Regions from separate parts of the Homo sapiens genome. Here all the other regions are linked to region 1. Evidence: chromatin loops called from intact Hi-C (ENCODE). Cell type or tissue: IMR-90. All regions are shown on one strand.

Evidence for each region. A loop is a pair of places that touch in the nucleus more often than their neighbours do. Peaks named below come from ENCODE experiments on the same cell type or tissue, not always from the same donor. Only the 100,000 strongest peaks of a DNase experiment are listed, where the experiment ranks them.
Region 2: a loop joins it to region 1, with 8 times the contacts of the local background. A loop is called at or near these places in 6 of 110 quality-filtered maps.
Region 3: a loop joins it to region 1, with 8 times the contacts of the local background. A loop is called at or near these places in 14 of 110 quality-filtered maps.

The regions. Positions count from the first base shown.
Region 1 is chr6:32,112,708-32,115,207 of GRCh38, forward strand. No RefSeq gene overlaps it. Among named protein-coding and RNA genes, the nearest start is that of TNXB, 4.6 kb to the left of the region's middle. In IMR-90, a CTCF peak has its summit at 1,365 (motif pointing left); DNase peaks (open chromatin) are centred at 1,484 and 2,344; H3K27ac peaks cover 1,506 bases.
Region 2 is chr6:31,958,077-31,960,576 of GRCh38, forward strand. It overlaps NELFE (negative elongation factor complex member E), which reads right to left and starts at 895. Exons shown (of 11, transcript NM_002904.6): 1 at 816-895; 2 at 296-378. The coding sequence starts at 370. SKIC2 (SKI2 subunit of superkiller complex) reads left to right here and starts at 1,099. Exons shown (of 28, transcript NM_006929.5): 1 at 1,099-1,138; 2 at 1,221-1,324; 3 at 1,934-2,043; 4 at 2,144-2,261; 5 at 2,356-2,470. The coding sequence starts at 1,117. In IMR-90, no CTCF peak of the experiment used is centred here; a DNase peak (open chromatin) is centred at 1,005; H3K4me3 peaks cover 1,705 bases; H3K27ac peaks cover 1,231 bases.
Region 3 is chr6:32,047,368-32,049,867 of GRCh38, forward strand. TNXB (tenascin XB) reads right to left here. Exons shown (of 44, transcript NM_001365276.2): 28 at 1,903-2,220; 29 at 996-1,283; 30 at 367-645. Among named protein-coding and RNA genes, the nearest start is that of CYP21A2, 10 kb to the left of the region's middle. RefSeq lists enhancers at 1-419, 609-1,242. In IMR-90, a CTCF peak has its summit at 952 (motif pointing right); no DNase peak of the experiment used is centred here.

The DNA of each region.
Region 1 (2,500 bases):
GGGAAGAGGATGGAGAACTGGTGTGGGAAGTAAAGGGAGTGGGGGAAGGAAGGAGGAGGAGAGGACCAAAGTGGGGGAAAAGAGAGGACATAATGGAAAGGGGCAAGAAATGTGGACGAGGGAGCAGAATGGGAAATAGAAAGGGGGCGGCATGAGAAAGGGAGGAGACAAGCACAGGGTCAGCAGCAGCAGCAGATGAGAAGACCAAGAAAAACAAAGGAAAAAGACAGTGAATTTAAAAATATATATATATTTTTAAATAAGGCCAGCACGGTGGCTCATGCCTGTAATCCTAGCACTTTGGGAGGCCAACATGGGAGGACTGCTTGAGGCCAGGAGTTCAAGACCAGCCTGGGTAACATAGCGAGACCCCACTTCTATTTTTAAATTAAAAAAAAAATTTAAGACAGTGAAGCAGTGGATGGGGTGGGGAAGATACAAAAGAAGAAAAAAACAGTGATGAATAATGGTTCAAAAAGAGGTTGTGATAACTGCTAATGAGGTAGAGAGCAAAGAAAGGCAGGAAAGAAGTCTAGAAAGAGGAAGGGAGGGATGATGAGGTCAGGGATGAGAGAGAACAAAAGGTGGGATCCTGAGGAAGAAATGAAGGAGATGGTGGCACAAGGAAAGCAGAACAGAAAGACAAAGTGGGCATAGGGCAGGAGGGGCCAATGAGGTGCAGGAGTGACAGCGACCTGGCATGCTGAGTGGCCTTGGGGGTGTGGCCAGAGGAATGGAGATCCACATGGGCCTAGAAGGCAGCAGCCCAGAGCCTGCCCGGCTTTCACCCTGCATCAGGTACCCACTCACCGTCCTTCTCAATCCTTCCTGCCACCACAATCCCTCAGCCAAGAGAGGTCTGATGTCTCATCCACACCAAAGTGCCAGCTGTCCCTTGCCAATCAGCAGAGGAGCAGGATGTCCCACCCCAGGGTGACCCCTGAGATGCCAGCACTTCAAGTACTTTCCCGAACTGGGGGCAGGAAGGAGGAAGACAATGGGACAACGAAACAGTAATGAACCCAAATGGGATAAAAGTGGAAGAGAGAAGGACAACAGAGATGGGGACAGAAAGGGGCAAGGGATGAGGAAAAGGTGTATCTATTATGGACCAGGCACTGAGGACGTCGTCTTTCATCCTGTCATCAACCCTGATTAGGAGGTAGGAACATCCCATCTTACAGATAAGCAAACTAAGGCTCAGAATGTTTAAGGACATCTACTAACGAAAGGCAGGGTAGGGAATCCAGCTTAGGTGATGTGCTTCCAAAATCCTTGTTCTCACTGCACCCCCTCCAGAGATACGGTGGATAAGGCTCAAGGACTCTGGGATAGAAAGCATAGCTGAGAAGCTGGGCTGCCCTCTGGAGGGAGGAAAGGTCTAGTTCCTGGGATCCCTGGTTCCAGGTTGCCATAGTTACTTGGTCTGTTTTCACCCCAAACACAGTAATGGGTGAGGGCAGTGGGAGGGGTGTGGGGGTTGCCTGGCTGGACACATGAGGTTCTTCCTCCCTCCTTCAGGCCTGGGCTTATGGCCCAGGCAGCCCCTGTCCAGTCATCTGGGCATTGAGCCCAGGCCCAGCTCACACCCTCCAGCTGACCCAGGACACTCCTGCAGGGTCAGGCCTGAGGCACTGCTGAACAGGAGCAGCTGGAGGGGGATTCTTCCAGGTTGGCCTCAGACTCAATCCCTCACTTTGTCCTGCTCCCCTTCCTCCTAATTAGAATGCACAGCCTAGCCAGGCATGGTGGCTCACACCTGTAATCCCAGCACTTTGGGAGGCCGAAGTGGGCAGCCTGGCCAATATGGTGAAACCCTATCTCTATTAAAAATACAAAAATTAGCCGGGTGTGGTGGCGTGCACCTGTAGTCCCAGCTACTTGAGAGGCTGAGGCAGAAGAATCACTTGAACCCAAGAGGCGGAGGTTGCAGTGAGCCAAGATCGCGCCACTGCACTCCAGCCTGGGTGAGAGAGCAAGACTCCGTCTCAAAAAAAAAAAAAAAATTAAAAACATAAGAATGTACAGCTTTTTCTGCCTGCCCCACTCTTGTCTTTGTCTTTCATCTGGACTCTCAAGTCTCAGTCCCCTCCAGTTTAGGGCTTAGAGGATATCCTGCCACATCCCCCTTCCCTTCCAAATATCACCCCTTCTTCACCGAGACCCCCACTTCCTGGGCTCTGAGCCTCTGGCCCCAGCTCTTGTTGTTTGTTTGAGCTGCTCATCCTGGACAGCAAGAAGAGGGGGAGAACCTGCTCGAGAGCAGGAGACCCAGAGGCTGCTCACCCTGAAGGGCGTGGGGCCCCATCTTTCCTGTTGACTCACATTCCAGGGATGCGTATCCTCTAGTCTGTCACGCCATGAGACATCGTTGCTAGACACAGATATACCCCAGAGTTGCAGGGGTGGGGGCAAGGGGATGACATGCGGTCTGTGATCCCGCACCCACCCCACCTCAGAGCCAGCTATGTCTTCAGTGCTTGATTCTTTGATGCTGGCT
Region 2 (2,500 bases), 150 kb before region 1:
GAAGTTTTTCAGTATAACACTGGATAGAACTGGAAAAAACAAACTTGGGGATCATCAGCTCTTAAGCGGTACTAAAAGCCATGGGAAAGGAAGACAATCCATGGCAAATTGCATAGAAAAGACAGAAGGTCCACACCAAGGCTTGGGAAAGCCCACCTCTCGAAGCTACACTGTGAGGTGATATGTCTCTAGGTATGGGCCAGAAAAACTTCCCCATTCGCTCACACTCACCCCATATCTTCTCAGAGTGCAGAGTCTGTGAAAGGTTAGGCCATGTCCACACACAGTCCCTCACCTTTTTCTTGAGCTTGTTGAATTTCTTCTGCAGAGCCTCCTCTTCCTCGCTCAGTCCGGGGGGTATCACCAACATGGTGGCTCCTAGTTCAGGGGCAGGGCCCAAGACATCTTTCTCCACTGTTACCACCCGGGGTTCACACGCCGTCCACACTGTACCCAACCCCACCCCTTCAGGTCTGCCTACTCTTGTCTTTGGCTTTCCCTACCCCTTGCTTAAACCAGGCTGCTGTCCAAGCTCCCGCTGGTCGGGATCATCCAGCATTCCCTCCTGTCTCCAGGGATCACAGACACCAGCACCTTTAGGTACCATGTGGTTCAAGGAGGGACAAATATCCACTCCGTCGGAAAGACGATGGCACCCGACCCCCCTACCCTCGCTAGGGTAAGGACAACCGCGGGGTTTGAACGGCAGAGAAGGCGGTGGAGCCAGCGTAGCGCCCGCAGAGCAACGCAAAGAGGAAGAACAGAGAAACGGCTATGAGAAAAAGGGCCGAAGAGTGAGAAGCAGAGGGCCTTACCCGAGGGGGCGGCAACCGGGGGCCCCACGGTCTCCGGCCGCGCCCGCGCTGGCCGCTGATAGCGGGCTCACAACGATGACGTAGCGAGGAGCGGAAAACGCGGTAACCAAGGCGGCCCCAGGCGCGCACTTCCGCCCGGCCTTCCACCGGTCCAGGTCTGCCCCTCCGCAGCGATAGTTCACGCTCTCGGCGGGGCTGTACCGGAAGTTGCCTCTACTTCCGCCCGTTCCGGGGCGGGGCTTACTTCGCAGCGACTACTTGCCGCACTTCCGGGCTGCCAGGCAGCTGCTGTGGCTCCAGGATGATGGAGACAGAGCGACTTGGTGAGGGGGAGGGGAGGGAAATGGAACGGAGTAGCCGATATGGAATGAACTTTGACCCCTGACTTTTGACCTTTCCCCGTAGTGCTACCCCCTCCAGATCCCCTGGACCTACCCCTTCGGGCCGTGGAGCTCGGATGCACGGGGCACTGGGAGCTGCTGAACTTGCCTGGAGCTCCAGAGAGTAGCGTGAGTGACTTTTGACCCTAACCTTTGACCCGCATTGAGTCCAAACCTCCTTCACCCTCCTCACAGTAGGATCTAGCTTAACCTTGTTCATCTGTGCCTGTACTCCTGTCCATCCCAGCCTGAAGGGGTGCTGGACAGATTACAGCCCAGTGTACCTGCAGTACATGTGAGGACAGAGCAGAAAGGGCTGGGGATATTTTTGCTTTGAGAGCTGCTCTTTCAAATGTGGCATTTCTCCGTGGAGCTCCCTTCTGTATCCAAGCACCAGGGCACTTGGTGACTGAGATGATAGGCTTTGAGCCTCCAACCTTTCATCCTTAGGTCTGGGACCCCTTTTTCTAAAATCAGTGAGTCTCCAATTTCAGTGTGCTTCATGATTAGCCAGGGAGCTTTTTAAAAATGCACATTCCTAGGTCCAGCCTCCATGTTTCTGAAATCCAAAATCTGCCCCAGGTAATTCAGTAGCAGGTAGTTTTTGGCCAAGCCTGATTGTCCTAGTCTGTTTGACACATCTGCCATTTCTGATCTGAACACAAGTCCCATCATCTCTTTTGTCTGCATTTTATCCTCTTTCCTTACCTAATGCCTCTCATCTTGCCCTTGTTTCAGCTTCCCCATGGCCTCCCTCCTTGTGCCCCAGATCTGCAGCAAGAAGCAGAACAGTTGTTTCTGTCATCCCCAGCCTGGCTGCCTCTGCATGGTGTGGAGCACTCAGCCCGGTGAGGAGTCTGGAGGGGCTTAGACTAGGGTGATGGGTTCCTGAAGGAAGCTGGGACAGAGGAAGAAAGAAGACCCAAAAGTTACTATTTTTCTCTCCAGAAAATGGCAGAGGAAGACGGATCCCTGGTCTCTTTTGGCTGTCCTGGGAGCCCCAGTCCCATCCGACCTACAGGCCCAAAGACACCCAACCACAGGCCAGATACTGGGTTACAAAGAGGTAGGAGGTCAGGGGTCATGAGAAACAGTTGGGGAGAAGGGGAGGTGGTCAGAGACAAGCTCAGCCTCATTGGGGCTCTGATCTCTTGCCTTAGGTCTTGCTGGAGAACACAAATCTCTCGGCTACAACCTCCTTGTCTCTTCGCCGGCCTCCAGGGCCAGCCTCCCAGTCCTTATGGGGAAATCCAACTCAGTATCCCTTCTGGCCAGGTGACTCTTGTGGAGATGGGATGGTAGAAG
Region 3 (2,500 bases), 65 kb before region 1:
GAGGAGGATGGGAACCACTACTGAGTCCAGCGCCATTCCCAGCATTATGCAGGTGAGGACACTGAGGTCCCGGGGATGAAGCGGCTTGTCCATGGTCACCCTGGCAAAGGCTAGGACTGGAACTGGAACACAGATCTGCTGGCCCCAAAGCCCGTGTCCCTTTTATTTCCTCAGCAGTCAGCGAATGAAAGGAAGTAATGCATATGCTTCAGAACTGTGCCTGACACACAGAGGGACTCACTTTCGGAGTTAAGATGGTTGTGTCAGGGCTGATAGAGGGAATCTCACGGGAAGGCTGCAGGGCCAGCTCTGAGGGCTCGGATGAGAGGCAGCTCTGGAAAAGGTGGAGGCTGGACTGGGACTCACCTGTGGTGCTGTCAGCAGAGATGGGGCCCAGTCGTTTCCTGCCTGACAGACCATAGAGCAGGAACCTGTATTTCCTACTGGGCTCCAGGCCCTGGACTGTGACCTCCCGCTGGTTGGCTGCCACCGGCACCACCTGGAGCCGACCATCCTTATCCTTGTACTGGACCACGAAGGAGTCGAATTCGCCCTCAGGGACCGTCCACGAGAGGCCCACGGAGTCAGGGGTCGCATCTGTCACAGTCAGCTCCCCCAGGCGGGGAGACGGTTTGGTGTCTGGGGCTGGAAAAGACAGTGAGGTGCATGGAGAGTGGGATGGAGGCAAAGGGGCCACGGAGCTTCCTGGGCTGCTATGGCTCTGTGAGCCGGTCCCAGGAACGGGAGGGTGACTGGGCCAGGAGTAGGAATAAAAGAGGAGCCAGACAAGAAAGCAAGTGTCCCCTGGGGTGCAGGGAAAGTAGGGAGAGGGATGAGTGTGAGTGGGAGAGGAGAGCTCAGGGCCTGGGTTTTCCTGGACCCAATAAATCAGTGGGTGCTGAGGACTGGAGTGTGGGGCACAGAACGTGAAATTCCAACAGGTGCCACAAGGGGGCGAAGGCTCTGGCCGCGGGAGGCCTCCAGCCCTCACTCACCGGTCCTGGCCTCCACAGGGACTGGGCCGTGGCGTTTCCCATTCTGGAGTCCAAAGAGCAGGAACTTGTACTTGCGGGCCGGGTCCAGCCCCGAGACGGCGACCGCTCGGAGGTCTCCGCTCACAGGCACTGCCTGGGGCTGCCCCTGCGCGTCCCTGTACTGTACCAGGAAGGAGTCAAAGGGGCCCTGGGCCACCGTCCATGAGAGGCCCACTGAGTCCGAGGTCACGGCCGCCACCGCCAGCTCCCCCAGGCGGGGCTCCACCGGCAGTGGTGTGGGCAGGGGCGCTGAAAAGAGCAGAGCAGGCCCATGGGTCAGGAGGCAGGACCCTGCGCAAGGGAGGCAGTGCTCTCCCAGGACTGGAGTGAGCATTTCTTAGCGGCCTCCTCTAAAACGCTTGTTTTAGAATCTGTGCCCTGCATTGCTGTAAGCAGCTCACAAACAGTGGTGCATTTAACCCTCGCACAACATATGAAGTGGGTGCCATTATTATCATCACCCCAACTTTGCAGGAATCTGAAGCACAAGGTTAGGAAACGCCTGCAAAGTCGCACAATCACTACATTCGAAGGCACATGCAGATCTGGGCAGCTGGATCTGAAGCACTTTCTGAGCCACTAAAATACTCCTTAAGGGAGCCTGAAGACTAACAAATGAGCACACGAGCAACATGGAGGTTCCAGATCACAATGGGAGAAGGAAGCTACAACAAACAGGGCATGGACTACCTGCCCATCTGACTCCACACAGTCTCCATGAATCCAAGGATGAGGCAGGATCATTAGCAACATGGGAGAAAAGACAGAAACCTAGAGGCCCAGTCAAAAGAGGTGCCAAGATCCAAAGGAGAAACACAAGGGGGCTGCAGAGGTAAACCTGGGGACGAGGGCCTGTCCCCCCACTCACCCGTGATGCCCACGGTGGACACTGGGCCCACGCGCTGCCCCTCGTGGAGGCCGTACAGATGCATCTTGTATTTGCGCCCGGGCTCCAGGCCCCCCACGGTGACCTCGCTCTCCTCGCCCCTGACACGCACCACCTGGGGCTGCCCGTCCCTGTCCTTGTACTGCACGGTGAAGGAGTCGAAGCGGCCCTGGGGGACGGTCCAGGAGAGGCTCAGCGAGTCAGGGGAGGATCCTGTCACTGTCAACTCCCCCAGGAGCGGCTCCTCAGGGGCCTCCGGGGCCTCAGTGCTGGGTTCTGTGGGGCTGGGGGTCTCTTCCTCTGCAGTGGAGAAGGAGGGAGAGAGAGTGAGGGGGATGTCCTTGGGTCCTGGGGAAAAGGAGGGAGAAGCCAAGGCTATGACTGGGGGACCTGAGGTCATTTCAGAGAAGTCCATTCTTGGGGCTGGGTGGTCCTGCTCAGCTGACAGCTAACACACGTAACAAGTTCCAGGGTCAGCTGTGGGGGACCTGGCACAGCCACCAGCACAGCAAAACTCCTGATGGCCCCTCCCTGCTCAGGGGGAGCCAGGGGTCAACCACATAGGAAGGCCCAAGGGGAG